2 separate regions of the Homo sapiens genome follow, and region 1 is linked to region 2. Evidence: chromatin loops called from intact Hi-C (ENCODE). Cell type or tissue: mucosa of descending colon. All regions are shown on one strand. Links, peaks and the distances in the headings refer to the core of each region. The heading gives the core; the rest is flanking DNA. Region 1 overlaps LOC105374515 (a long non-coding RNA gene). Region 2 overlaps LOC105374510 (a long non-coding RNA gene).

The links. A loop is a pair of places that touch in the nucleus more often than their neighbours do. Peaks named below come from ENCODE experiments on the same cell type or tissue, not always from the same donor. Only the 100,000 strongest peaks of a DNase experiment are listed, where the experiment ranks them.
Region 1: it touches region 2 in a loop (6-fold over the local background); 50 of 110 quality-filtered maps call a loop at or near these places.

The regions. Positions count from the first base shown.
Region 1 is chr4:20,665,996-20,681,913 of GRCh38, reverse strand. It overlaps LOC105374515 (a long non-coding RNA gene), which reads right to left. Exons shown (of 2, transcript XR_925451.1): 2 at 7,642-8,071. Among named protein-coding and RNA genes, the nearest start is that of PACRGL, 27 kb to the left of the region's middle. RefSeq lists a silencer at 7,715-7,890. In mucosa of descending colon, for the core only: no CTCF peak of the experiment used is centred there; no DNase peak of the experiment used is centred there.
Region 2 is chr4:18,679,770-18,695,687 of GRCh38, reverse strand. All of the region lies in intron 2 of LOC105374510 (a long non-coding RNA gene), which reads right to left. Among named protein-coding and RNA genes, the nearest start is that of LCORL, 670 kb to the right of the region's middle. RefSeq lists an enhancer at 3,087-4,020. In mucosa of descending colon, for the core only: a CTCF peak has its summit at 6,200 (motif pointing left); no DNase peak of the experiment used is centred there.

The sequences.
Region 1 (15,918 bases), core at 4,323-9,322, 2.0 Mb before region 2:
GTCTGGAGACCACTTTCATCGTCACGACTAGGAGGCAAATGTCCCTCTGGCATCTATTTTGCAGGGAGGCTGCAAAATGTCCATCCATGTGCAGAACAGCCCCCCATGACCAGGAATCATCCAGTCCAAAATGTCAACCATGCCGCTGTTGCTATTAAGAAACCCTGATTTCGATGTTAACTGTTTAGAAACAAGAGATTCCTCAGATGATACTTTTAGGCATCTTTTGGTCCTGTTAATTTATTTCTCTGGCTATATAAGGCCAAGTATCCTTGATGAAGAAAGATACAACTGTTTTTGTCATGGCCAAGGACCCAGATGTTTTTCAACAAAATGATATTTGAAATGCTGAGAACAGAATATCCGGAGGACTGGCTAAATATTTGGCTCTTTGGCTGGACTTTTGTAGAGTTATACAGACAGAGTCTGTGATTAAAAGTCAGAGAGCAATATGATAGCCAGAGGGCCAGGGGAGGGGTGAGGGCAGGCAGTGGGTTGTATATGATGTTGCATAAGAAATGTTTAAAAGAACAGAGTGTCTTCTTTCTATTGATCCAAATCCCCTAATAATAATTATAAGAACCAGCTGTTTTTCTCCCAAATAATCCAAAGAATAGCCATTAACTGGAGACACAGAGTTTAAAAATGACATAAATCACTTGGGTATTTACATTTTGAAGGTCATTGTGGATGAGCCAGGTGATCTCCTCCTGGACTTCAATTATCAAAATATATTTTCCTAAAAAATTGACCTGCTTGGGTAATTGCTATTCTGATGAACTCCAACCCTAAGCTTCCTCTTCTACGCCCACATTTCCTTGAACAAGTTCATTCTATCATCTTAGCTACCAAAATATCCACAAGGTATATTTTTCTTCTCAGTGTATGGCAGCAATCCCATCTAATACATCAAGTGGAATACAAAGTACTATACAACTGTTATAAATTTTTCTGGCACAATTCCCAGAGTCACTACTCAGTGTCATCTTCTTTCCAAACTATACTTACTAACTTTTTTAGTAAACACATTTGAGCTTTCACCCATATTCATCATCTTTAAATTATAACTCCTCTAATCAAATAATTAAAGATGGTCATTAAAAGAACATTTAGTTGGTTTCACATACTTGCTGCTAAAATTGCAGTTGTTTAAAGACATTAAAGATAGTGTGTCCCAGAGGATACCTGTGAAGTTTGCCAGATAACACGGAGATGTCCAGCTAAATTTAAATATCAGATAAACCACATGGTTTTAAGCAAAAGTATCTCTCATGCAATATATGGGAAAGCTTTGTACTTGAAAACTTGTGGTTTATCTGAAATTCAAGTTTAACTGAATGTCCTATATTTTTATTTGCTAAATCTGACAACCTAGTGCTCGTCTGTCAAGGTTTACATCTTTGCAAACTCTTTTAATACAGGATTTCTTTTAAATAATATTAGCAAGAATATTTTCTTTGTGATTCATGGACTGTTCTTCTCTAATGAAGAGATACTCACAAAATAATTAGAATCTCTAGGAATATTTACCTCACTGAAAATAAAGCAGTCATGAACTCTGGTTTCAAATTATCAACCCAGAATATCCTGAAAACAAGTTCCATGATCTTGACCATTTGCAAAGTGCATAGTTGCTGTTTCCTTTAGACTCTAATGCAACTAAAACTGAGTTCCCCTCTCTCCACTTAATCACAGGTCCCAGAGGAAAACCCAATGATTCCCCTTTTGGTTGATGATCAGTGGACATGGCATGTGAAGAAATAACTCCTTAGCCATGTCACATATGGTCATCGAACCAGGCTTGGCTCAGCTGATCTGATTACCTGAGTTTTCTCCTGATTAATTCTGAATGACACAGAAAAATCAATCATGAGGACAGCCAAAATAATCATCTAGTCAGATGATTCAGTTATATAAACTTGACCTTAACCTCTGCCTCTCAACCTATGTTCATTTCAAAGAGATTTTAGCAGATATGTGGGTAGGGGGAAGTAATAGTAGTAATGTTTTCCTCAAAATCTACTGTCTAACAAGTCAGTAATTTAAGCGATTCCATTAAATGTAATTAACTAGCTTTAGGAATTCTTTTGTTTTTCCTCTTTTCTTTATACTAAAGAACACACATTATAAAATCTTAATCATATAAAACATCTACTCTGAATTGAATACCAGACACTAAGTAATTCAGCCCCAACCTCACAACTGGAAACACTTAGACACATTTTTTTCCTAACACTATACTGATACCTTTGTTCGTGAAAAATATATACTATTAAAAAATACAGATGTTTTGCCTTCCTATATTTCAGGGCACTATGACAGAAGTCTCTTTTCTCCTATGTGAAAATTATGTATTTTCTCCTTAATGAAGTGCAAGTGCCTTCTTACTTTAAAATTCCAAAGACAAAATTCTTAAATATGACCTATTCACTAACTCATGACACAGTGGATACAAGCCTACTGTAATACACATTGTTTTTAGACATGAGGTTGTAGACACTAAAATGAGGGTAGAAAAGGAGGAAGCACAGTTATACAGACAGTGAGCAATAAGTGTGCCAATAACATAGTAAAGAAGCTTAAAAGTAGAAGATTTGAATAACATTAACAAATCAAAGAATTTTCCTGGGAGTACTACATGGTTTAATTTTTTTTTTTTTTTTTTTTTTTTTCTGAGATGGATTCTCACTCTGTCACCCAGGCTGGAATGCAGTAGCACGATCTCGGCTCACTGCAACCTCCACCTCCCAAGTTCAGGCAATTCTCCAGCCTCAGCCTCCCAAGTAGCTGGGACTACAGGTGCACCCCACTGCATCTGGCTAATTTTTGTATTTTTAGTAGAGACGGGGTTTCACCATGTTGGCCAGGCTGGTCTCAAACTCCTGACTTCAGGTGATCTGCCCACCTTGGCTTCCCAAAGTGCTGGGATTACAGGTGTGAGCCACCACCCTCGGCCGATGGTGTAATTTTTGAAGGACAAATATGAGTTTGTCACCTGAACCAAAAGAACAGGAACATTCCCAGCACACACTTAAAAAAGCAAACAACCTCCCTCCTCCAATCAGCACACATGTTATGACTGTATGAAACAAATGATGTATTTGGAAGCCCCAAGCATTTTTGAGGGTTTGAACACCAAGTATAAAGCAAAGAGTAGGAATGAGGCTAGGGAAGTGGGAAATACCTTACTGCTTCCTTTTGAAGTACTGCAGGATCAACTAAGAAAATCAGAGCAGGGGCTGAGCTGGCAAAGTGAGCAGATTGGCTCAATGGAGCTTAAGAAATATTAGTCGTGAACTGTTGTGCAAGTGAAGGGAGAATGAGAAGTCCCTACAGAGGGGAACTCAGAAGCCAGGGCACTGAAGAGGAATCGGTGACTTTGACAGTGAGAGGGAGTTTGCCTTGGGATATTTGGACACAAATCATTCATTCAGCCAACACACAACATTTCGTTCAGCCAAACTGCAGGCATTGCCAATGTGATAGTACTAAGCAATGGGGACTTTAAGAGGTAATGAGGCCGCTAGGGCTCCTCCCTTGTGAATGGTATTAAGTCCCCTATAGAGGAAGCTTCACACAGTTCACTCACTTGCCCTTCTGCCATGTGAACACACAGCGTTCCTCCCCTCTGGAGGAGCTGCCCTCATGAGACAATTGAACCTGCCAGTGCCTCGATCTTGGACTTCTCAGCCTCCAGAACTGTAAACAATAAATTTGTGTTCTTTATGCATTACCCAGTCATTGGTATTTAGTTATAGCAGCACAAACAAAGATACGCTGGTTGTTCAAAATGAAAGAAAATTAAAATCTTATGCTTCCTTTTCTGCTATGTTTCCTATTTCTGCTTTAACAAATTATCACAAACGTGTGGCTTAAAACAACACACATTCATTATTTTACTGTTCTGGGGGTCAGTAGCGTGAAATGTTTCTCACTGGGCTGCAATCAAGGCGTCGGCAGGGCTGCATTCCTTTCTGGAGGTTCTCAGGAAAAATCCATTTTCCTTCCTTTTGCAGCTACTAGAGGCTGCTCACTTTCCTTGGCTTGTGGCTGTCCTGTCATCATCAAAGGCAGTAATGGTCAGTAGAACCTTTCTCATATCACATCCCTCCAAAGGGAAAGTCCTGCCTCTCTCTTCCACTTTTAAGGATTCCTGTGATTACACTGGGCCCACCTGGATAATCCAGGCTCATCTTTTCACTTCAAGGACAGGTGATTAGCAAACTTAATTCCACCTGAAACCTTAATTCCCTCCTGCCAGGTAGCACATTCCACAGGTTCCAGGGATTAGAGCATAATTGAGAAGGAGGTATTATTTGGCCTACCATACTGGTTTTAGAAATGCATGTTCTAGTACCCAAGACCCTGGTAGAGTGCACCATCCACAGAAGCCACGTGAATCTTACAAGATAGCGTTGAAGAGAGGAAAATCTTTGTTCCATCCACTGGCTTGTGGCACGGGACAGAATGGGAGACTGGAACTATTCAAGTTAAAATGAAGTTAAAGCTGAGCAGTGCTACTTTGCAAATTTACTGGAATAAAGAAGCAGGCTTTTTGCTTGATCTAGCTTATATCCTGTTAGAAACAAAATAGCCAGGCAAAACTACAGGAGAAAATGTATCATTAAATAGAATAAAAGACCAGGAAAGTTTGATCTTTTCCAGGTGGGATAAACAGTTAACTCTCAGTAGACAATGTTTTCCTGTTGCTAGGCTGACTAGCGGTGGTGGCTGAGCTGTTTATCTTTAAGAAAACATACCTACCTATATCTTTTAACTTGACAACTACAATATAATCTGTCTGGGGGTTGTTCATCATTTAAGAAAGGGTGAAAAAAGTCCTCTCCCAGAAAGTGTTCAAATCCGTGAGCTGAAATGATGATAACATCATGAGAGGCATCATAATTTATCTGTAGCATGTAAATCACTGCGGCTCCCCTCTGAGGATGCTCGCTAAAATGATGAATAGCTCTGCGCGCTGTGAGAGCGACCCTGAGGAATTCACCAGCCAGACTTTGACAGGAGAGCTGCCTCCCAGTCTCTTCCGGATGGGAAGAAGCAATGACTTAACAGGTTTGAAAATTCAGTTTTTTAATCACTTGTTAAAATATTTAGTTTGACTTTATCCATAAAGGCACAGTCTGGCAAGAGTTGAACAATGACCCTAAGAAACCAATCAAGATCCAACCTGGTCTGGGTGATGCTGGCCTGCCAGACATTTTTTTTTTTTTTTTTGTTCCCCCACTGGATGTATTCAGCTGTGTCTCAACTTGCTCTTTGCCAGTAAAACTAGTCTTAGAGCCAAACATTTCCTGCATTTTCTAACACAAGAGGTCCCTCAAGTGTCTGCATACCCTTGCAGCCTCCTGCATAAAATAGAAGTGAGAATGTTAGAGAAAAGGAAATGTCATTTTATGGGTTTTATTTTAGAAAATCTAACATTTATCGTAAAAGATCAATAGATAACATTCTGTTGAAGTTTTCACTGTAGTGCCCTGTGGAGGTGTGGATGATCGAATTCTTTTTAGTTTTAGCAATTGTTATGGGCTGAATGTGTCCACCCCCTAAATTCATATGTCGAAGCCCTACCCGCCAATGGGATGGTATTGGGAGGTGGAGACTTTGGGAGGTGATTAGGTTTAGATTAGATCATGAGGGTGTGACTTGCATGATAGGATTTGTGCCCTTATAAGATAACGAAGACAGAGGTATCTCCTTCTTTCTCTCGTCTCCCTCTCTCCTTCTTCTCTCCCTCTTGTCCACTGTCCCTCTCTTCTCTCCCTCTCTCCCTCCTCTTTCTCCTCTCACTCCTCTCTCCCTCTCTCCCTATCTCTCCATATGCCCAAGCATTGAAAAAGCCATGTGAGCTGGAAGTGAGAAGGTGGTTATTTACAAACCAGGAATCTGGCCTCCACCAGGAACCAAATCTGCCAGCATTTTGATCTTGGACTTTGAGCCTCCAAAACTGTGAGCAATAAATATCTGTTGTTAATCTACCTAGTCTGTGGTATTTTTTATAGTAGCCTGAGCTGACTAAGAAAGTAATTTAAGGGTAAGAAATATTTTATTAAATTTTATATTGCCTGTAGCATCCATCATAGTACTTCAAATACAGAGAAAACTCAGTGTGATATTATTAAAAATAATGAGAGTAGAGATTATAAGAAACATGGTTGGAGTGCTTACTCTGTGTCAGGTACAATGTGAAGCACATTGTATATTTTAGTTCATTTAATTCTCACAGAAGCCACATGTGATAGGTATTATCTATCCATATTATAGCTAAGGAAGTTAAAGTGTGGAGAAGTTGACCTGTCCAAAGTCTCCCAGCTAGGAAGTGGCAGAGCTGTGATATAACTCCTGGTGCATCTAATTACAGAGTGAGACTCTTAATCTGCATGATCCTAACTGCATTAGTTTACCAAGGTTTCCATAACAAATTATTAGAAACACGGGACTTAAAACAAGATAAATTCATTTTTCACAGCTTTTGAGGCTAGAATCGAGGTGTCAGCAGGACCATGCTCCATCTGGAGGCTCTAGGGAAGAATCCTTCCTTGAGTCTTCCTAACTCTTGGGGGCTCCCAGCATCTCTTGGCACTCCTGAGCTTTGCTCAAATCTCTTCCTCCATCTTCACATGGCCTTCTGACCTGTGTCTCTTTATGTATCCTCTCTTCTTTTTTTCCCCCCCAATAATATCATTCATTGGATTTAGAGCCCACTATAGTCCATTATGACCTCATCTTAACTACTTAAGTTTGCAAAGCCTTTTTTTTCCAAATAAGGTCACTTTCTGAGATTCACTTGAATGAGTTTGGTGGAGGGCACACTATTCAGCCCACTACATGAACCATTTCACCTCATTTTCTTCCATTTTTACTGTATTTGTGTCTCCCTAAAATTTATATGTTGAAATCTTAACCCCCAGTGTGATGATAATAGGGGGTGGGGCTTTTGGAGGATGATTAGGACATGGAAGTAGAGCCCTCATGAATGAGATTAATGCTCTTATTTAAAAGGACTAGAAAATTCTCACCCCTTTTACCATGCAGATGCAGCAAGAAGGCACCATCTATGAGCCAGAGAGCAGGCCCTCATCAGACATGAAGTCTTCCTTGATCTTGGACTTCCCAGCGTCTAGAACAGTCAGAAATAAATGTCTGTTGTTTACAAGCTACCCAGTTTATGGTGTTATGTTATAGCAGCCCAAACAGACTAAGATAAGCCTCTCATCTGAGCATCCTTCTTTCCTGACAGAATTATTTCTTGCTGGGCTGGACATGGTGGCTCATGCCTGTAATCCCAGCACTTTGGGAGGCTGAGGCAGGTGGATCACTTGAGGTCAGGAGTTTGAGACCAGCTTGGCCAACAGGGAGGAACCCCATCTCCACTAAAAATACAAAAATTAGCCAAGTGTGGTGGCACACACCTGTAGTCCCAGCCAGCAGGAGAATCTCTTGAATCCAGGAGACGGAGGTTACAGTGAGCTGAGATGGCACCACTGCACTCCAGCCTGGGTGACTCCATCTCAAAAGAAAAAAAAAATTATTTCTTGCGGGACTTCCTTTGCCCATTTACTATTACCCCTGTTAAAAATGTTCCTTCTGCTGATCCACACAAACAGCAGCTTTAAACCTGACTCTATCATGAAATGTTTTATTTCTTGTCCATGTCATTTTCTTGGTACAGAATCAAAAGTTGCGTCTAAAGACTTATGTTTGTGATATTTTATGTCTGTGGAACCCTTGCATTACTGTTTAGGATTTGAAGTCTCCACCCCTGGCTTGTTTGCTACTTTGGATCTGGATCTGTTGAGCTTTACTCTTTGGTGTCCATCCTGTTCTTAGCATGGCATCCAACAGAGCCAATGGAGTTCTTGTGCAGTGACTGTTCATGGGATGGCCGCATAGAGAAATGAGTGGAGGGTACTTGTGACCCCTTGTCAATAGTATCCCATCTTCGAGTTGCCTTTATATCAATGAAAAGGAATGTGGCATGGACACTGGATTTAGCACAGCTTGTAAAAGGCACTGCAAAATTCTGCATACCCTTCCTTGGCAGGTTCTAAAACTGTAAAAGAGAAGATACTGTATTAGTCTGGATTCTCTAGAGGGAAAGAACTAATAAAATATATACATACATATATATATGATAGGATATATATATACACTAATATATATACTAATAGGATATATATATATATGTATATATATATATGAGTATATTAAGTATTAACTCACAGGATCACAAGGTCACACCATATGCCGTCTGCAAGCTGAGGAGCAAGGAGAGCCAGTCTGAGTCCCAAAACTGAAGAACTTGGAGTCCAATGTTCAAGGGCAGGAAGCATCCAGCACAGGAGAAAGATGTAGGCTGGAAGGCTAGGCCAGTCTAGTCTTTTCACGTTTTTCTGCCTGCTTTATATTATAGCCATGCTGGCAGCTGATTAGATGGTGCCCACCCAGTTTAAGGGTGGGTCTGCCTTTCCCAGCCCACTGACTCAAATGTTAATCTCCTTTGGCAACATCCTCAGAGACACACCCAGAATCAATACTTTGTACCCTTCAATCCAATCAAGTTCAGTATTAACCATCACAGATACAGACTGTCATAGTGAAATCCACAGTCCAAATGTTCCAGCTTGGGTAACAGAGGAACAAGAGCCAAGTGAGAAGGAAAGGGGTCCTAGAAGCTATGTGGTAACCTTATTCATATATTTACCTGACTAAAATCTAAAAATAGCCCTTCCTTAGCTGACACCCCACCCACAGACAACTGTTGAGAACTTGTAACACTGATCTTTAAGATTCACACAGAAGAACAGGGTCACTTTTATTAAGACAAAACACATAGCTCTCTGTAGTTTTTAGCAAAGCAGGACAAGTTTGGTGTGGCTGTTGAAGAAGCAAGGTGGGCCTTTTGCTTTGGGGATTCATAGCTCTCTTCCCGTACAAGAAGCCTGCTCTTTGTAGAAAATGCCAGACTCTACATCAACACAGCTACAGTCCACAGTTTTATCTGAGCACAAATGAAGAAGGCTGGTGTTTCCAACAGAGTGTTCACTAAATTCTAAGGGATATAAAAAGGCAAAACTGGAGGAAAAAAGAGAGAAAAGGACAAGAGAAAAGAAGAAAAGGGAAAAGTGTGAGGTGTATATAAGTCTCTAAAATTACAGTGCCCTGGAAGATGACAGAGTGGTGGGTGTTAGCATGGGCTTTGGTGTCAGCCTTGCCAGGCTGAGGGACCCACCCTGGTCATCACCTCACCCACATCTTGCCCACTTTGGACTGGGGCCCTTGGCAGCCATGTTGCCTGGCTTCCCTTCTCCCAGCTCCTTTCTGCCTACTTACTGCCTTTTTTTTTTTTCCTGCTTTCTGAGTGTTAAGTACCTAGATTGTCATTTCTTCCAACAAGATAAAAAATCCACATGCTCATTCATTTAGTAACCCGAGCCCTTTCTTTGTGTTCTTAACTCTAGGAATGTCATCTTGAGTTGACTGGCAGGACAGTGGCTCTGACTAGATAATCATGGTAATGTATGTCCTCATTCAGATATGTCTGTCTTTCTACCTTCATTGTTTCATGTAACTCTCCTGAATAAAGCTTGTTACTTGTTCCTGGGAACATAAAGCTGAAAAAGACAAATTCAAGATCTCAAAGTATTTACAGTGTAGGATGCAGAGAGTTAGTAACTATAGAGAGCGGTGCTAAGTGTTAGGGAGGAGAGACACATCAGATATTCAGATAGCAAAAAAAGACTCGTCTAAATTATTCGGGTGCTGTGGGGTTATAGACGGCTTCTAAAAGGATGTAAAATTCTCACTATGTTTCACACATAGAAAAAACAATATTATTTCAGCAGGAAATGTACTCGATTACCACTCCCCCCAAAAAAACCGCACAAACATAATTCTTTGATAACTGCATTGTTTGTGTCTTACACCCAGCAAGTTGGAAATGTAAGGGCATTTCTTAAGCACCTGCCTTCCTGGGTCATTCCTCTGGGAAATTAGACATAGCCTAAGGGTATGCATTAGCTTTTCTCAGGGCTGCCATAACAAAGGACCACAGACTGGGTGGCTTAGCAACAGAAACTTACTTTCTTTTTTTTTTTTCATTTTAAATATAATTTAATTGTAAGATTCCACAACTTAATTTTTAATAACGTCTGTGTTAACAATTGACTATAAAGTTCTGAAAAATTTAACAATTACCTTTCAGAAGTTGATGAGAGTCAGCTCTGACACATTACTACACAAAATCCTAGTATAGTGACTTAAACACAACACATTTCCTTTGTTTTGTGTGACAGGAAGTTCAGGGATGAGCATCTGAGGGCTGGTGGCTCATCAGGAACCAAGACTCTTTTCTTCTGCTCTGATGTCCCAAGCACAATATCACCACCGATCCCACAGAAATACAAACTACCATCAGAGATTACTACACACACCTCTATGCAAATAAACTAGAAAATCTAGAAGAAATGGATAAATTCCTCGACACATACACTCTCCCAAGACTAAACCAGGAAGAAGTTGAATCTCTGAATAGACCAATAACAAGAGCTGAAATTGTGGCAATAATCAATAGCTTACCAACCAAAAAGAGTCCAGGACCAGATGGATTCACAGCCGAATTCTAACAGAGGTACAAGGAGGAACTGGTACCATTCCTTCTGAAACTATTCCAATCAATAGAAAAAGAGGGAATCCTCCCTAACTCATTTTATGAGGCCAGCATCATCCTGATACCAAAGCCGGGCAGAGACACAACCAAAAAAGAGAATTTTAGACCAATATCCTTGATGAACATTGATGCAAAAATCCTCAATAAAATACTGGCAAACCGAATCCAGAAGCACATCAAAAAGCTTATCCACCATGATCAAGTGGGCTTCATCCCTGGGATGCGAGGCTGGTTCAATATACACAAATCAATAAATGTAATCCAGCATATAAACAGAACCAAAGACAAAAACCACATGATTATCTCAATAGATGCAGAAAAGGCCTTTGACAAAATTCAACAATGCTTCATGCTAAAAACTCTCAATAGATTAGGTATTGATGGGACGTATCTCAAAATAATAAGAGCTATCTATGACAAACCCACAGCCAATATCATACTGAATGGGCAAAAACTGGAAGCATTCCCTTTGAAAACTGGCACAAGACAGGGATGCCCTCTCTCACCACTCCTATTCAACATAGTGTTGGAAGTTCTGGCCAGGGCAATTAGGCAGGAGAAGGAAATAAAGGGTATTCAATTAGGAAAAGAGGAAGTCAAATTGTCCCTGTTTGCAGATGACATGATTGTATATCTAGAAAACCCCATTGTCTCAGCCCAAAATCTCCTTAAGCTGATAAGCAACTTCAGCAAAGTCTCAGGATACAAAATCAATGTACAAAAATCACAAGCATTCTTATACACCAATAACAGACAAACAGAGAGCCAAATCATGAGTGAACTCCCATTCACAATTGCTTCAAAGAGAATAAAATACCTAGGAATCCACCATACAAGGGACATGAAGGACCTCAAGGAGAACTACAAACCACTGCTCAATGAAATAAAAGAGGATACAAACAAATGGAAGAACATTCCATGCTCATGGGTAGGAAGAATCAATATCGTGAAAATGGCCATACTGCCCAAGGTAATTTATAGATTCAATGCCATCCCCATCAAGCTACCAATGACTTTCTTCACAGAATTGGAAAAAACTGCTTTCAAGTTCATATGGAACCAAAAAAGAGGCCGCGTCGCCAAGTCAATCCTAAGCCAAAAGAACAAAGCTGGAGGCATCACGCTACCTGACTTACCAAACTATACTATAAGGCTACAGTAACCAAAACAGCATGGTACTGGTACCAAAACAGAGATATAGATCAATGGAACAGAACAGAGCCCTCAGAAATAATGCCACGTATCTACAACTATCTGATCTTTGACAAACCTGAGAAAAACAAGCAATGGGGAAAGGACTCCCTATTTAATAAATGGTGCTGGGAAAACTGGCTAGCCATATGGAGAAAGCTGAAACTGGATCCCTTCCTTACACCTTATACAAAAATCAATTCAAGATGGATTGAAGACTTAAACGTTAGACCTAAAACCATAAAAACCCTAGAAGAAAACCTAGGCATTACCATTCAGGACATAGGCATGGGCAAGGACTTCATGTCTAAAACACCAAAAGCAATGGCAACAAAAGACAAAATTGACAAATGGGATCTAATTAAACTAAAGAGCTTCTGCACAGCAAAAGAAACTACCATCAGAGTGAACAGGCAACCTACAAAATGGGAGAAAATTTTCACAACCTACTCATCTGACAAAGGGCTAATATCCAGAATCTACAATGAACTCAAACAAATTTACAAGAAAAAAACAAACAACCCCATCAAAAAGTGGGGGAAGGACATGAACAGACACCTCTCAAAATAAGACATTTATGCAGCCAAAAGACCCATGAAAAAATGCTCACTATCACTGGCCATCAGAGAAATGCAAATCAAAACCACAATGAGATACCATCTCACACCAGTTAGAATGGCAATCATTAAAAAGTCAGGAAACAACAGGTGCTGGAGAGGATGTGGAGAAATAGGAACACTTTTACACTGTTGGTGGGACTGTAAACTAGTTCAACCATTGTGGAAGTCAGTGTGGTGATTCCTCAGGGATCTAGAACTAGAAATACCATTTGACCCAGCCATCCCATTACTGGGTATATACCCAAAGACTATAAATCATGCTGCTATAAAGACACATGCACACGTATGTTTATTGCGGCACTATTCACAATAGCAACGACTTGGAACCAACCCAAATGTCCAACAATGATAGACTGGATTAAGAAAATGTGACACATATACACCATGGAATACTATGCAGCCATAAAAAATGATGAGTTCATGTCCTTTGTAGGGACATGGATGAAATTGGAAATCATCATTCTCAGTAAACTATCTCAAGAACAAAAAACCAAACACCGCATATTCTCACTCATAGGTGGGAACTGAACAATGAGAACATATGGACACAGGAAGGGGAACATCACATTCTGGGGACTGTTGTGGGGTGGGGGGAGGGGTGAGGGATAGCATTGGGAGATATACCTCATGCTAGATGATGAGGTAGTGGGTGCAGCGCACCAGCATGGCACATGTATACATATGTAACTAACCTGCACATTGTGCACATGTACCCTAAAACTTAAAGTATAATACTAAAAAAAAAAAATAAATAAATTAAAAAAAGACAAAAAAGGTCCACAAGCCAACAAATGAGGGTGGCTTCTAGAGCTGGAAAAGGCAAGGAACCAGATTCTCCCCTAAGGCCTCCAGAGGGAGTCCATTCCTCCTAACAAAGCACTTCCTGTCTCCAGAACAGTAAGATAACAAATGTGCATTGTTTTTAGCCGCTGTTGTTTTGCTTTAAGTTTTGTGAAAATTCAGTACGGCAGCAATAGGAAACGAATACAGTGTCTTTTACCAAATAAACACACTTCACCCTTTTCCTGCTCCCTTGTTGCTCCATGGCATGCAGACATGGAGTGGATGGCAGCCACCTCGCAATCTGGAAGCCATTTGAAGGAGGATGAAACTTACTTTCTCAAAGTTCTGGAGGCTAGAAGTCTAAGATCAAGGTTTCAGCAGGGTCGATATCTTCTGAGGCTTCTCTCCTTGGCTTGTAGATGGTTGTCTCCTCTCTGCCTTCACAGGGTCTTCCTTCTGTACCAGTTTGTGTCCAAATTTTCTCTTCTTCTAAGGATGCCAGTTGTAATGAAGTAGGACCACTCTAGGGACCTCATCCTAACTTAATTACCTCTTTAAAGCCTTCCCTGTAATTGCAGTCACATTCTGAGGAACTTGGGATTGGTGCTTCAACCCATGAATTTTTGGTGGACACAATTAGGCCCATCACAGGATGATGGAGGTGTGTACTTCAGAGCCAGACCAACACGATTTCAAATCCAAGCTCAAGTTGTGATCTGAAGGGATCTTTATGGTCTCTGGCCTCAGTTCTGTCTATTAGGAAGTAAGATTAATGAGAATTTGCGAGGGATGTGCTACACTTAGCACTAGCTAGTGCCTGATAAATTGCAGCAACTTGATAAACGGTAACAGTTATTCCATTGCTAATGCTCAGTGTCACCAATGATAGTTGATGATGCTTCTCTGGGCAGCAGATCCTCTCTTACTATTACTTCTTCCTTCTGTGCTACGTTTTTAATCCCTGGAGCCTTTTGATAGACACGTTTGCCCAGCAGATTCCTCTGGCTCTTATCAGGACAGTTTGGAACAATGAAACATTTTCTAGCCTCCCTTTTGTCTCAGGTCCAGGCACTGATCCTGCACTGTGACAACATTTTCTTGACCCTTACTGGAAATAAGAAAAAAAAAAGATAAAGAGAAAATTGTGGTCTTCGCCTTCCAGTAATGTAATGGAGTCTTTTTCCTTGGGGTTTGGCAGAAAGAGGCACTGGTGGCAGCATGACAGGGTCATGCCCTCCTGCTCATGGTTGCTGTTCCACTTGAGGCCCCCCTAAACATAGATGAGGGCCATGGGGAGCCCACAATACAACCTGTCATCAGGAAGCCCTGGGAAACACAAATTGTGTTTTGGAATAAAACAAACAAACACCAGCATTTGAATACCCTCACGCCCAAGGTCATTTGTGTCACCCACTTGGCCTGCGGGACCCCAGGGAAACATAAAACCAGTGAGCAGCCCTTTGATCTCACACCTTCTTTGGACCATTTTAATCAATTAACCATGAAGTCCCTCCACTTCGCTTATGCAGACCTCTATATAAAATGACTTTGGTCTGGCTGACACGTTACTGCATCCGAGATCAAAGACTGTAGCAAATGCCAAATTCAGCCAGGATAATTCTGAGCCTTTTTTCCCAGCCCACTCCTCTCCCAGCTCTTAGAAGCACTTTTCTTGCAAGGTCAGAAAGGGGAGATTTTGAATGCTGATGGACAAAAAAACGAGCTTCGTGAGGATGTGAGGAGACCATCAGTACAAGAGGCGAGGTGGTGGCTAGCAGAGGAGGCTGGGATGCACTCAGCTAAAACAAAGTACATTTTAAAAGTTAATAATGCCCATAGAAGAAAAAAATGAAAAATGCTTTCTGAAGTAATTTGAAGAGTGGCCTCCTGTTTAGTTATGAGATTTAGATCTCTGGAAGCAGGCACTGAATCCCCTGGACTCAGGATTGCAGCCTAACCTAATCACCCGCTATTAGTGATATATGGCACCGTCATTCTCGGGAATAAAACTCCTTCCCATGTGTGTGTGCATTAGTGAGCAAGTGTGGGGGTGGAACTGTGCTTCCCACCATTTTACCACAAAGGGAAAGTTGAGAATGATCATTTGTGGTGACCCTACTGTGTCTTGGGCTAGTGCTAGGAATTTTATGTATTATCTAAATGTCTGTCATCACAATAACTCTGGGGAAGGCAGAATATATTATCTTCATTTCTCAGATGATGAGCCCAAATCTGAGAGCAGTTCACAGGCTTACTGGTGGTCAGACACTGACCTCCAAACCCCACCTCTTTAATAATACCTACTTGTCATCACACACTTGTGTAATCTTTCACCTGTGGGCTTCATCTTGTGAAATATTTGGTCCACCATACCCCCTGAAATAATTTATTTTCTTGATTTCAAGTACAGACATCTATAACTGTTGATCAGAGCTCTCGGTCAGCATGAGCTAACCAGTGTCAGGATACTCAGCTCATAAATTGCCAGTCAAAAGCAAAGGAAGTGCAGACTCACCACAGGAAAATAAGTTACACCTACCTGAAAGATGGAAAATATTAATAATTATAATTCTTGATTAAGCACCTTTTATGGACCACTCATGGCTGTGGGCACCTTGCTCATATTATCATTAATCT
Region 2 (15,918 bases), core at 4,210-9,209:
TACACACAAAAGCAAAAGCACAATTTAAATTTTCATTTCATAAGTTACAAATTTACTTAATAATAATTAATAATATGGGTAGTCTGTTACATAGTGAGAGCCAATTGTAACAAATGGCTTTTTATAAGATTTTACAGTTTATCAAATAAAATCGAATATAGTTACCCAATTAGTTCTTACAAAAACCCATGAACTGTAGAGGTGTGTGTTACTGTGATCAGCCTCAGTTTCTAAATAAGTTCTGGGGGTTCACAGAAGTTAAGTCACCTAATCTTATAGGACTATATATATATATATATATATATATATATATATATATATCTTTTCTCGTGCATGTGTGTGTGTGTATATATATACACACACACACACACAGAGAAAGAATGTTCTTTTCTCTACGTGTGTGTGCATGCACACACACACACACACACATCCCTTTTCAAGGCACGATATTGCATATACCACATTTTTTCTCCTACCACTTGCCTAAATCCAATTACATGATGAAAATTTACTGGAAGGGAAGCTGGTGAATAAGGTCTTTAGCTGGTTATCTATGTGGCATTTGAAGCTTCTAATTGTATAGAAGAAATACAGAAAGTTACTGAGGGAAGAACTAATGGTCTATGCCATAGTAGAGTTTGCATAAACTCACTTAAACGGAAAAGTGGGTAGAAACTCCTTTTATATGATGAGATAGCATTGTGTTCTGGGAAAAATGTGAAAGAACTTAACAGAACCTCTCCTACCAAGTCAGAAAGTCAAGTAGAGAAGTTGAGCGGGACTGTGTCACTGTCAAGGATCCCTGTGGATGTGGTGGCACTTCTGATCCCAGAGGCCACAAAGATAAAAACTCTACAACAATAGTCAGGAATAGAGAATTATGTAGGAGGACCCCTGAGAGGCTCAACAAAATGGCAAAGAAATGACTTGGCCTAGAGGAAATTATAGGATTAGTTCACTTTTTAGTCCCCACCATATACTTGCTGAATCTCAGAAATAGTTAAGAGGATCTAGAGTAAATTAAAACTTTTTCTTTATCCCTTCATTTGGATCTGTAAAAATCAGACAGGAAGCCTCACTGACAGGATTCATTTTAACCGACACAATCGACACAAAACCAGCCGAAATCTCTCCTTGTAAACATGAGCAAAATGAGAGAAATTTTCAGACACATAAAAGATGCTGTTCTCCACTGGGCACAGTGGCTCAGGCCTGTAATCCCAGCACTTTGGGAGGCCAAGGCAGGCGGATCATGAGGTCAGGAGATCGAGCCCATCCTGGCTAACATGGTGAAACCCTGTCTCTACTAAAAATAAAAAAAAAAGCCGGGTGTGGTGGTGCACGCCTGTAGTCCCGGCTACTCGGGAGGCTGAGGCAGAAGAATCCCTTGAACCCGGGAGGCAGAGGTTGTAGTGAGCCGAGATCATGCCACTGCACTACAGCCTGGGCGATAGAGCAAGACTCTGCCTCAAAAAAAAAAAAAAAAAAAAAAAAAAAAAGGTGTTCTCTAAAAGAGAGAAAGTAGTCAGAGGAATGTGCATGTGTTTCTCACTGCTGCAGCAAGAAATCATATTTTTTAAAAATATCTAAATTTTATTTCTAACAAATTAGAGAAGGCACACAGCACAGAATGACTGGAATAGGCAATCATGAAGAGATAACTATCTAAGATCAGGAAACAATACCTAGCAATTAAGCATATCATTGATGAACTAAAAACTGCAATGTAGATAGTAATTGAATAGAATGGAAGAAAAAATAGTAAAGGAGAGAGTAGCCTAATAAATTATTCTATATGTCAGAATGAAAGGATAAAGGATGATATATGAGAGAAAAGATTAAAATAAAACATGAAGAGGTGTGTGTAACATGTATTTAATATAACACCTCCCATCTTGAAAGGTCCTCCTCAAAACAAGAACAATTAGGAAAAAATGAAGTATCCTCACATATATACTCAATAGTATTTTTCACATTCAAAACTAAATGACGAGTTAATGGGGTGCAGCACACCAACATGGCACATGTATACATATGTAACTAACCTGCACGTTGTACACATGTACCCTAAAACTTAAAGTATAATTAAAAAAAAAAAACTAAAGGAGAAAAATATCTCTATATGCACCCACTCAAAATAAAAAGGAAGAGAAAGAAGGGAGGGGGAAGAAAGTAAAAGTTGTCTTTTAAATTACAATAATGCAAGTTCAACTACATAAGGAATCTGCAGTCTTGTTCGCTAGTCTGCAAAACCTAGGAGGGTGCCCAGCAGACAATGGGTATTCAGCAAATATGTCAAATAAATGAGATTTTAGTGTTGTGCGTAAACAAACATTTGACCCAAAATTTCTACAACAAGCTATGTTGCTGCCTGGTATCAGGACAAAGGAAACATAACTTTATAGGAGATTTACAAAGTACACTTTCCTTCCATACCCTTTGTAAAAAAAAAAAAAAAAAAGAATAGTCAATTTGCATCACAGTCAGCTGAGAAATGAATAAAAGTATAGCCTTCAAGTACTTTTACAATGGTACCTAACCACGTACATGAACACACACACACACACACACACACACACACAGGAAATTTAAAAGATAATTTTGTAAGCATCAATCTTTTAAGGGTACTAAAATATCACTGGAATAAATTGAAAATACTATACTAATTACCTCAAGTTTCTACATATAACTCCTTATATAATTGATGAAATGGAAATTGGGATCACTCCAGCCAAAATCATGTCCTTAAGTGAAATTTTTTAGAAAATAAAATAAATTTTTCAAAGAGCCCACTTCTAATTGGTACCAAAATATAGACATCAACTATGGAGACATTATGGTATTAAAAACATATAGTAATGAGAAATAAAACTAAATATACTATAAGTTTGAAGAATTATTAAAGTTTATACACTTTAAAGCACATGAGACAATACTTTTTGCAAAGAATTATAACTAAAACATAATATATAAATATTCATATATTTATAATGGTAACATTATAATCACAATATAAAGTACACATTTACTATTAATATGGGTTTTAAATTTCAGATTTTATCAACAAAAATTGGGATTTGGTTTGAAAGTAGCAAAATAAAACCATGTTAGTTTCCATTGTATTCGGGAAGAGTATAGGTATAGAAACATATACATATGTTTTTTTCTTGATGATAATTTCAAAAAATGTCACATAAACTATACCTAAATACCCAAGGTAAATTCACAAAGAGAGGTGTGCATTGAATTGATGGGGCTGTAGTTTGCCTAAGCTGGTATTCAGATACCCGGAATACACACTGACCACTTATTCACCCCTATACTTTCTGGGTCCACATGCCTGGCCTTTTGTGGCTGGCTTGCCAAAATGGATTTAAGAAAATCTTTTTCCTGGGGCATCTGGAACTGAAAAGGTTGTGCTACCTGCTCTGAAATTTGCATCCTTCAGCAGTTTCGTGCAAATAAAGGATTTCCTCATCTGCTCTGTCCATCATCTGTGGTCTCTCTATGTCTGCTTCAAAATCACTTGGCAGTGGACACATTGACACTGCCCCTGCACCAACACCTTGCGCTCACCCCCACTGCATGCCACAAGCCCTGAACCTTCAACAGCTGCATTGTATTGTGCTTACAAAGTTCAAATTGCTGCTAAAATACCCTTTGGCGCTATTCCTCTGTTACAACATTTTGACTTATCTGGACCTGAGATGGCTCACGTGGCGATTTCTGGCCAGGCCCCCATGGTTTCCAGCCAACATTTGCAAATATAGTTAGGAAGACATCCTCTTCCCAGAGGTGTGCATCAGGAATAATTACAGAACTAAGAAATCTTCCATCTCACTAGTTCTGGTTAGTGGCCTTGAATCTGAGAGCCCCCTCTTGTGTTTAAATCAACTTACATTTGCATGCAAGTGTGTGTGGGGTTCCAGGAATTCATAACATGTCACATCTCACAACAAAGCCACCCTGTGAAGGACCAACCCAGCAGGACCTAGAAATGTATCCATGGTCCCCATCCTGCCCCCTGCTCAGAATTCTCACTCCCTGAATCACCTCTCAGACCGAGCCAGGTCTGCAGCGCTGTTAAAAAGCCACTGTATTTGCTTTCTTGCTTTCCCTTGCTTACTTTTCACACCTTTCCTGCTTTGGGGGGAGGTGATCCGGCTTTCAGATGTAAAAGAGCCGGCTTCTGAGCCCTGGGTTCCACCGAGGAGTGAAAGTAAACAGGAAGGGAGAAGGCTCACAGAAGTCTTTATAACCTGTATGTTAAATTATGTCAACAGGATGCTGAGAACAGGATCTGTTGAGGAAATTCCACAACTAAATAATGAAAGCTCCATGGTACCTGAATGGAGAGGTCTGGATGGTATTCCCTTTGATCTAACTACATAGTTATAAGAGAGCTTGAAGGAGAGAGTTTCGAAACAAAGAAAAAAAGTAACATTCGATAATCCAAAGAGTAAGGCTATTGGTTAGGGACGGCTAGACTTGGTTCCCACTTTAGAGGCTGAAACCAAGCCATGGCTTCAGAGAAACAGAGTTTCTTTTGATTCTGATTAAGAGTTTAGCTTTTGGGAGAAGTGATGTGTGGTGCTGGTTTTCCCACAGTGTTTTTGTTTTGTTTTGTTGTGTTTTTGTTTTTTTTTTTAAGTTTCTGTAAAGGAACTCACTTCAGCCTCAGAAGAACACATCCAAGTTAATAAAGAGATATGAGGGGCAAAAAAAATATTACCTCCCTCCTCACCTACTCTAGGGAACACATCCCCATGTGGGAATGCTTAAACTTCCCCCACAATCTTTCTCAGAGACATCAAAGGATGTTGACTTAGGTTTAATAGTTTACAATTGGAATTTGTCTTTATGAAAATGCAGGGCTGTGTAATTTATGGAAATTAAGCATGCATGCATCTCCATTGTGCTAGATGCATTATGATAGAGTAGGATTAGGCAGAAAGACAGGGACTTCATGACATATTAAAATACTTTGTGTCTAAACACTGCCCAGAGACTGAAGAGGGATTTAAAAAACGCTACTGTCCATGACAAGGGCGGGGGGATTTCAAGTGTGACCTAGTTTTGTTGTTGTTGTTGTTGTTGTAATGGAAGGAAGATAGATTTTGGTATATTTGTTTCACATTTTACCCTGAAGACCACATGACATATCACTTTGTTTTATGTTAAGAGGGATTCTTCTTAGAGTGTTGTGTTGCTTTGCAAATGGAAAGGCAGGGCTATGCTTCCAATGACTCTGCCTTGAAATAATTTAAATTTAGGCCAGAAAGTTTAGCAATTTATGATAAATATTGAGAATAAGCAAATTTGCAATTTTCAGGGAAGTCTGGAAGATTCCTTTTTCATATTAATAAAAGGTTGCTCAGTATGAACCATGCAAGTGGAAAAATTTCTTTTGGTTGAAACACCAAATCTGCTATGTTAGATTTAGAAGAAATACATTTCTTTTCCTTGATCTTAAATTTCTTGGAAAGTACTCCTCTGAAAGTTTTAGAAATAAAATAGTCAGCAACAATAATAATCATGATAACTGGTAATAATAATAGCTTTGCCTGTATGCATGCCATTTGTTTTTCAAAGATTAACCACATACATTTACTTAGTTGATCAAAGCACCTTCCCTTGCCTGAAAATTCGGTTCAATTTACCTTGAGAATATTTGGTCTCAGGCAGTCACAACTGGCCACAGTAGGAATGGCTTTTAAACAGCAGTGAGCACCCTGTCAGGAATATAACAAAGTTTAGCAGGTGTTGCTTTGGTTTTCTGGAACTGTAAATAAATTCCAGAGATATTCATACTTACACATGCTGAGGGCTTGGCGAAACTGTGTTCAAAAATCACACACCACTTAATAAATGGGTTCATAATTTCTTTCAGCTAAAGACACTGTGGATGGATATGCAATGTCTGATTAAAAATAAGGAATAGGGATTAATTTTGATTATTTGGAAAGAATGTGGCTGCATATCAAATAACGTCTTTAATCTGACTTTTTAAAAAACTGGCTGAAAAATCACTGAAAAGCATGGAACCCAGTGGAAAATTGGATCAGATGTGCTATATTTATAGCCACACAAATAAACACATTTCGAATTCTGTTTGTTGGAAGCCTTTACTGTTTTGTAACAAGGTAGCGCTCCCTTTGAAATGGGAACCCTGCCATCTAGTGAGCATTTTGGGTATCGCATCTCAGATCATTCCTCAACACAAATAGGTTAAATTAAATCTTGAGTTATTTTAGAGTTGCAGTATATTGTAAGTATTTATAGACGGAGAAATTGAAGGAAGAGGGTTGAAAGATTTTTTCAAAAAGGCTCACATTAGTCTAATGGCAGTGTTTTAAATAATATCAAAATAACTGGGTTCTCAAACACAAAAATGTATTATTCAATAGGCACAAGATTAACTCTTTCCTTTTATCTAACAACATTTTTGCTATATAAACCACTGGTTATTCAGTGAAGACCTTCTTAACTATTCACAGTTAGTCTATGAAACAAATTCTATATTATTTTTTAGTTAATTATTCCAGGGGTTAAATTTCAATGGTTCATTAAAAAATGATTTGCTTTTGGCTTCATTTTTGCTTTTGGCTTTCTTTCATGAAAGAAATAATGCATAGTCAGATAATAATCTGAAATATTTGTATAATTCATCGAGTCTTTAACTTTTCTATTGAGTTTCTTAAAAAAAATTGACTGGTCTTGAAAATCATATCACTGTGTGTGTTAAAATTCATTGACATAAATACATGTTTTAAAAAGAAAGCTTTAACCAATTTGTGAAGGAGTATTACTTCACTAGGAAGAATCACACAAATGGAAAAAATAATTTTCTGTCATTTTAAAACATTATCTTCAAGTCATAAGGATTCTCAAGTCATTTATTTAACAAATGCATGTTGAGTCTCTACTAGATATCAGTCACTGGGAGATAGGGCATTTCTTCTCTTCAAGAAGTCTGAGGTACTAGGATAGGCAAACATACTAAGGGAGGAGACCACCCGTCATATTGTCTTATGCCCAATTTCTGCCTCCAAAGAAAGAAGAAGTAAAAACTAAAAGACAGAAATGAATTCCACAGGCAGACAGCCCAGCGCCATGCCCTGGGCCTGGTTAAAGATCGACGCCTGACCTAACCGGTTATGTTATCTACAGATTCCAGACATTGTATGGAAAAGCATTGTGAAAATCCCTGTCCTGTTCTATTCCGTTCTGATTACTGGTGCATGCAGCCCCTAGTCGTGTATCCCCTGCTTGCTCAATAGATCACGACCCTCTCACGCAGAGCCCCTTAGAGTTGTGAGCCCTTAAAAGGGACAGGAATTGCTCACTCAGGGAGCTCAGTTGTTGGAGACGTGAGTCTTGCCGAAGCTCCCGGCTGAATAAAACCTTTCCTTCTTTAACTCGGTGTCTGAAGGGTTTTGTCTGTGGTTTGTCCTGCTACAATACAAATAAATAATTATGTATGTGTCATGGACTCCCTCATAGAAGCACGCATAACATACACAGTGGAAATCGGTCAGCAGTCATGATGCTGGCTAGAGAAAGTTTCATAGACAAAGAGAAATACTTGATTTGGAGCAACAGAAGTTTCCCAAGTTAGTGATTAAGCATATTTATGTGTTTGTAAAGTTATTTTTTAAAAAAATTTTAAGGTTACAGTTTTAACAAATGCAGAAATGGTCCAAACCATTGACATTTTAAAACAATAGGGACAAAATGAAGTTTAAGAGCCCACAAAATTCCAGTCCATGTTTCATGATTTATTTCAGTCAGTGAATTTTCTATGTATACTAAACATACGGATATTTTGAGTATGTTTCTAATTTTTGTGATTATTTATGATGTGCCTGGTCTTGAATTTACAAGATTGGCTTATAACAATTATTTTCAGGATTAACATGGGGTAATTATTTGATAACCTTATCTTTTCAATAGTTTTATTGCTGATCAAAGTACAGCTTCCCAAAGTTATTTTTAATAAACTATGTATAAAATTCTTCTGTATTACTGAAGTAAATTAAGCAGTTTTTTATAAAGCTGATGGTATTTTGAGGAGCAGGAATGGAATGTATGAAGGTCAGAATTGTGAGGCATCTTGATATGATCAGGAAAAGGAATAGTTTAATGTGACCAGAGTATGTGTTTACATGTGGACAGAACCAGATATGAGGAGGGAGTGGGTAGGGGCAGATTGTTAGGAGCTGGTCGTTACTGGGACATCAGATAGACAAAGCTTCAGTTAAATGCCCTGTTGGTCACCACCATCCCACAGGTGTTTACCTCTCCAGGTCCAGAAGAGATGAAATATCATGGTGAAGTGGAAAAAACACTGGGCTGCAAGTCAATGTAAAGAATGGTTTGGTTTGATTAAGCCAAACTAGCGCATCTCATCCTGTTCCCTTTTTTTGTTGAACACAAACTTCCCCTCAGATATTATTTTATTGGTAGACTTCAAGAAAAACAAAAGGTTTTTCTTGAAGTTTCAAAAGTTTTCTCAGTTAGATGTCATTTAAAATATGTTTTAATATAGTGTAATTCACATTTCAAAAAGTGTTCCTAAGGGAACACAAATTTTGATGAATTTTCATAAGCAGGGATACCCATGTAACCAGCACTCATCAACAAAACAGTAACTATACTCCACACACCTACCAGAGTTTTGCTTATTTTTAAAGTTTCTATTAATAGAATCTTTAAAGTATGTTCGTTGTTATGTTGATGCCCTTTTTAGATGCTGTACTTAATATAGTTACACACGTTTCTTTCCTGCAAGAATTCTCTTTGGAGGAGAAGCTGGGTGTGCAGTGCTCCCCAGGTGACGACACCTAGGTTCAAAGTCAAAGTAATCATCCCTGAGTTGTACAGATGGTGCGCAGCACCAGTGTTGTTAAAGAGTTTGATTTTAGTGCATATATTCTTTCTTCTAGTCCTGGAGTTGGCAAATTTGTTTGTAAAGAGCCAAATAATAAGTATGTTAAGTTTTGCAGGCCATATCTGATCTCTGTTTCTCCTCTTCCTCCTCCTCCTCCTTCTCTCCTTCTCCCCCTCCTCTTTCTTCTTCCTTATACCTCTAACAATGTAAACACCACTCTTGGCTCTTTAGTCACACAAAATCAGGCCTCCAGCAATATCTAGTCCACAGTTTGCTGACCACATCTGAACCTGGCATGATTTCTAAATCAACAAAGCATCGAAAATAGAATCACTCTCTTCTCCCTAGCACAGGAAGGGAGCTAATGTTTCCGATCTCCGGAAAAGTCATTTATTGATGATTTTTTGGGTTCATTTTTGAAGCACATAAGCCATCTTCTTGGGTTTCTGCATGTCCAGGTTAAGCCTGTGGCTCAGTCCCATGGTGATCTCATGAGAAAGTCTCGTGTGACTGATGAGGTCTGGTTGGGCCCCTGCCAGGGTCAGCCCTCTGCACCTAGCTTTTCAACTTATCCTTCCAAGACCCCTCATCTGTTCTGAGCAGGAGAATGTGCTGCCAATCCTGAATAGAGCTGTGATCCTCCAGGGAGGGAGTAGGTTTAGAAAGTTTATTCCATAAACCCACTTTCAGGTTTGTTGTCAAGAGTGCAGAGAACTGGCTGTCTGCAGCTTATTGCTCAGATTCACTATGCACAGCCCTGAGGAGGAAGAAACTTTCCTCTTCATTTTCTGAGCCCCACATGAGGAAAGTTCCAACAGTATGGTAAGAGCTGGTGTGCAGTAGGAGAAGAAGTGGCCACCGTGTAGTAGGGACGATTTCATTCTCACCTTGGACAGGAACCTGAAATGACCCAGAAGCTCAAGGCCATGATGGTTGATCTCATGTGTGTTCACTTCTCTGAGCTATGATGTCCAGACATTTGGTCAAACACCAATCTAAATCTTAATTTGAATATATTCTTTAGATGGGATGAGGATTTAAATCAGTGCAATTTGAGAGAAGCAGATGACCTTTCTTTATATGGTAGACCTCATCCTTTATATGGTAGACCTCATCCAGTCAGTGGAAGGCCTTAAGAGGAAAGACTGAGGTCCCCAGGAAAGAAGAAATTCTGTGTCCAGACTTCCTTTAGACCTGGACTGCAACCTTAACTGTTCCCTGGGTCTCCAGACTCCCAGCCTGGCCTGCAGATTTCAGACTTGCCAGCCCCCGCAATCGTATGAGCCAATTCCTTAAAATAAATCTCCCTATATACATACACATCCTGTTGATTCAGTTTCTCTGGAGAACCCTGACTGATACAGAGGTATGCCCTCTGTATTAGTAGCATTAGTAATGCTACTTGCATTACTTGCAAGAAAAAAACGTGTCACTATATTAAGCTCAGCATTAGGAGCTGTTCCTCCTGTTGCCATCTGCCATAGTGCCTTTGGGCAGCTTCTGGTCTTCAGGCCTCTTCTCCCATAGGAAAATCTCCCTCACACTTTAAGACCCTGTTTGAAACTATTCCATTCCTTTAAGTTGAGTGAATCTACTCATATTCCAGGGATCAAAAGGCAAGTAACCAACATCACTGCAGTGTTTGCAGAGGCCCCTCCCCAGGACTTCCTTTGAGTCACCCACTCCTATTTCACTCCAGTTTCCTTTCTGCTCTTCAAACTTTATTTCCTTCTACGTGTGGCCTCGTTATTGCCCTTTTGCAGCACTTTCGAGTTAGTGATGGTAGCAGAATTTCTCTGATTTGACTTTTGAAAATCCTCCGATCTCTCTCTCTCTCTTGTGTGGCCTCTGCTTTTTTTGTGACAAGTAGCATTTTCTTACCCTATTTGTGCCCTCTCAGGATATGTCCATAGGCCCAAGGCACTGAATCTCTAGAATGAGAGTAAAAATAACTTCCATGCAAGCTTGGAGTAAGGGGTAAATGGTACATTGCCTGTAAAATACATGGAAGGTGCAGAAGTCTTGAGGGCTGGCACTATTGGCACTATTTTACTGTCATTAGGAGGCTTTGATAGTCAGGACAGAAAGCAAGGCAAAAAATGGCTCTAGATTGAGGCACCTGAAATATGCCAGTCCTCATCCTTCTCTGCATGATAAGGATTCCGGTGACTGTCTTCAGAGCTCCTTCTCACTTTGCGACCCCCTCCTCTAGTTGGTAAAAGAAACTCTTCATAGACTCTGACTTCTGATGTGATGATTGCTTATCTGAAAATGATATCGCGCTTGAGATTTTGTTGACCACAGGCAAAGATGTACATATTATTTGGATATAAGCAACTGTAGTATTGCAACAAAGGCCACCAAGCAACTGCAGTATTGCAACAAAGGCCACCAAATTACTTATTATAATGCACCTTTCAACAATCCTTCTCCAAACACAAACCTGGCATGGCTTTCAAAAGCCTATCAGAAAAACGTCAGTTTTCAGCTGTACTTTCCAGGCCATCCACAATCTGCTCTCAAATCTATCCTTTCATACTGTTTTTCTTGACTCATCTACACAAATTTTACTCTTTATCGAACATGATCTACTCAATCATTTTTAACATACTTTAGTTGCTCGATCCCTTTAACTAAAGGACAATGTCTTTTGTTAACAATGCAACCATGTCCCTCATAGCCTGCTGCCTGATCATATCATATCCACTCTTCAAAGGACAAAACAAGCCTCTTCTATTGAATCCTCAAACACCATGATCTCTGATGATCTACAGTAGTTACTTACTCTTCTGCCTTGGAACATCTCAGTCATTCAGAAATCAAATTTATTCTATTTATGACATGGTCAAACGATGCTAAGTTCTGGGGACACACATTGTTAAGCTGTAAAACCCTTCTGCTCTCAAGTGAGGGAGTGGACATATTTTCCTGTGATACTGCTTTTGGTAATTAAAATTGGGACAACTTTTCTGCAACATAAGTGCTCACAGAGCCAAAAACTGGAAGCAACCAGATGTTCTTCAGTGGATAAATGGTTAAGCGATTATGGTATATCAATACCATGTATACTACTCAGCAATAACAAGCAACCAACCATTGTTTCACACAACATAGATGGATCTCAATGGAATTACGCTAAGTGAAAAAAGGTAATCTCCAAAGGTGATATACTCTCTGATTACATTTATATAGCATACTTAAAATCACATAATTATGGATTAGTGGTTTCAGAGACTGAGGTTGCAATGAAACAATCTGTTCTATTTAAAATAGGTGGGCAGAAGAATCCAGGAAGGATATTGATGTAAAAAAGCTACAGATTATCTTATATGTTTAATTATATGCTTGCTTTATAGATTTGCTGGAGAATACGAAGATGAATTAGTCACATTTAGATAGGATACACATCAGTTAAAAGTAAAGGCAATTACAAATTCTGAGAAAAGTGAAAAGTTTTATAAGAAATAAGCTCTAACATATACACTTAGGCCCACCTGTAAATAATATTTACATAATAAATTTTATGGTGTTTATATATAGTTCATAGTTTACTTGCATAATATAATAAACACTGAATATTGATGCAACCTATACTTTTAAGTTATATTAAGTAATAAGAGAAGAGAAATACTTTGGGAAATGATGAGGAGAAAGAGAAAAGTTGTATAAGATCTGAATATTTGTCATCCATGGCAGAAATATAATAATATTATCTAATTTTAAAAAGTTAGGATCTAGCAATTAAACATGTTAAGTGATAGGGTGATAAATACCATAAAAAGAAAAAACAGAAACTTCTGAAGATTATTGCCTCTGTGCAGGAGAAAAACAGGGTACTTTTGATTTACTTCTAGTACTAGTTACTCATAAACTCATTAGGATTACTGAGCTTTTAAAATTATAAACAAGTATCACTACGTAAATATAAAAATAATTATTTAATATCAAACCTTTGAATCCAGGAATGGCAATTCTACAACCTAGACTAAAGAAACAATCCAAGACAGAGAAAAATATAAACGCATAAAGATGCTCCTAACAGAGTTAGTAATAATGTGGAAAGATTATAATTAATCTAAATATTCATAAACAAGGGAAGGATTAAGAAAATGATGGCATATCCATAACTTTGAAAAACACGAAGCCAGTAAAATATTTCTATAGCACATTAAATGGTTAGGAAAGTACATATTTTGTTAATGTTATATGGTAGGAAAAAAACAAGGTATAAATTATATAGATCTAACATAAACCCAAGTATGATATAATTATACATATATGTATAAAAAAAGAGAAAAAGATTTTAAGAAAATAACTAATCTTTTAACATTTGCCAAGTCTGTATGGTGATTTTTTCTCAATTCTTTTATGAATTTTACAAAATTTTCTAATTTATAACTGCCTTCCTTTTATAATCATAAAAACAGAAAATAAAAATTTATTATTTGAAAATTTGAAAATCAATCATTAAATCATAATAATTTTAGGATGTAGGATTTAGACTCAGTTTGGTTTATCTTGGTGGTGGTTTCACCAGCACACAGGCAAGAATTATGTCTGACTGTTGTACCTGCACAGGGACAGCACAGCAGGTACTCAGTGAATATTTGTAAACCCCAATCCAGAAGTCCTTCTAAACAATGTGGCATAGGGTCACAGCTCCCAGAATGATAATCCTTTGTGTAAACACACCTATGCCATGTCCAGCAAGTCTTCACTATAAGGGAGCATTCTCTTCCACCCTGTAGAGTTAAATGTCTTGCTTCATCTATTTCTTTTAATATTTTTCGAATTAGACTTGCTCATTTGTGGTGAAGCTTAGGGCAGTTCTGATCAGACTGCCTAATAACCACAGGAAATTGTTTGGGCTGTGTGTTAATCTGCTGATCATGTAGAACATCAATTGTGTGTGATAGAGCAAGACAAGTTTGGATACTAAAAAGCTCCAGGAAAAATATAATCAGAGAGAAGTGACAGTACACTTGACCTACCCTAAAACAAAGCAATTAATATCAAGTTTGCTGAGAGGTACGTACCCTGGGGGGCCATGCGGCGAATGGGATCTATTTTCAATACTTGCATCAGGAACCACATCACTTCTCTGAATTTTTAGAGTTAGAATTGTGCTTTGATTGGCTTAAGGAAAGGAAATATACTCAGTAATCATGGTAGTTGGCAGGCAGAGACAGGTATGATTCCTTTTCAAGCACAAAGCCAAGGCCAAATCTACTGACTTAAGTCAAACTGTGATTAGGAGCTGAGTGAAAATGGTTGCCCTTTCTGCTCCTTCATCTGTGCCACACACATGTCTGTAAACAATTTTTGTGATCCATATCTAGCTTTTTGAAAAGTTTCTTCTTTTTTGTTAGTGAAGGTGAATCTAAATTGGTATCAAAGATGTGTTATTACGGTCATTTGATTTTCTATCAATTGGAGCAAGTTTTCCCCCAAATCAAATGATCATGCCCGAGATATATCCCACAGGATAAAAAGTTTATTCCTCAAATCATTATAAAAACAAAATACTAAACAAATATTTAACACAACTGTATGTACCAGACAGTGTGAGAGGCATAGTCATATAGATATTAATGTAACTTGGGGGTTCAAAGCTCAAGTATGCCGTGGCTCACGCCTGTAATCCCAGCACTTTGGGAGGGTGAGGTAGGTGGATCACTTGAGGTCAAGAGTTTGAGACCAGCCTGGCCAACATGGTGAAACCCCGTCTCTACTAAAAATACAAAAATTAGCCGGACATGGTGGTGCATGCCTGTAATCCCAGCTACTAGGGCAGTTGAGGCAGGAGAATCGCTTGAGCCCAGGAGGTGGAGTTTGCAGTAAGCCAAGATCACACCACTGCAGTATAGCCTGGGTAACAGAGTGAGATTCCATCCACCTCTGCCAAGGAAAAAAAAATTTAGCTCTAAGGAGGGCATGCTTTTCTGCCCAGACAATAGGTGTAAGTCAAGACTATCCTGACAAACTTGAACATACAGTCTCTCCACCTCTGTTTCCTTTTCCACAAGTTAGCACAATATCTCCCAAAGCGATTGAAGGACTGTAAAGAATACTGGTTGTAGAAAACACTCAACAGAGTGCTCAGCGTGCAGTAGTCCCTCCATGACTGGTAGCTTGCTCTCTTCTCCTCCAATTCTTTTTCCCATCCCAAATTGGAGAGTTTCCAAGGACATACAATTCTTCTTTATTTAGTTTGAAAAAATGCATGAATGTGAATTGGAAACATTATAAAGCACCTGCTGAATTAATAAACTAATGGCAATATATAAAGCATATATTTATATATATTTGTTGGTGAAATGATTAAACATTGATTAAGTTGTTGCAGCTAGGACCGAAAGAGATAGATATTTAATTGCATACACAAATAAGAATCATGACATCCATATTTCTGCCCATTGTGGAAATTCATTTTCAGCTCAAACTCTAATCAAAAAGCACAAATCACTACCACAATAATAATGATAACAATATCACTTGGTTGATCCATGTGAAATTGCTAATATTCAACCATCTGACCTACAAAAACATCGCCATTTTTATGCTTCAACCTAATAACGATTAAGCAATGCCCTTCTTTTCCCACTATCAGTGAGCCTGAGAAAACAAGGCAGTATTTTATTTTGGGCAGCAGGAATGAATGACTGAGTGAAATAAGGAGCAGGTCCCTTGCAGAACTTTATTGTAGGGTGTAAACCCTTTCAGTCCTAAATTGATGAAGATATTATAGACAGAAAATATTTAAAATTCATACAGTGTATTTGACTATCCCTGACAGGGCAGTAACAACAGAGAATGTAAAGAAGTTGGTAGGCAGGTGATTATAATGACAAAGTGGGAACTCTTGGTGTGCAACACCTCTTATATCATCGTGGCTCAACATAGTATTAGTCTGTTGAGAACCACATGTTATGCTATAGCTGTGAACAAAACTTGCTAAGAGAAGGATAGGAGGCAGGGATTAATTCTGTGAAGGGAAGCTCCTGATCAAGACGTCTAAAATTTGAGTT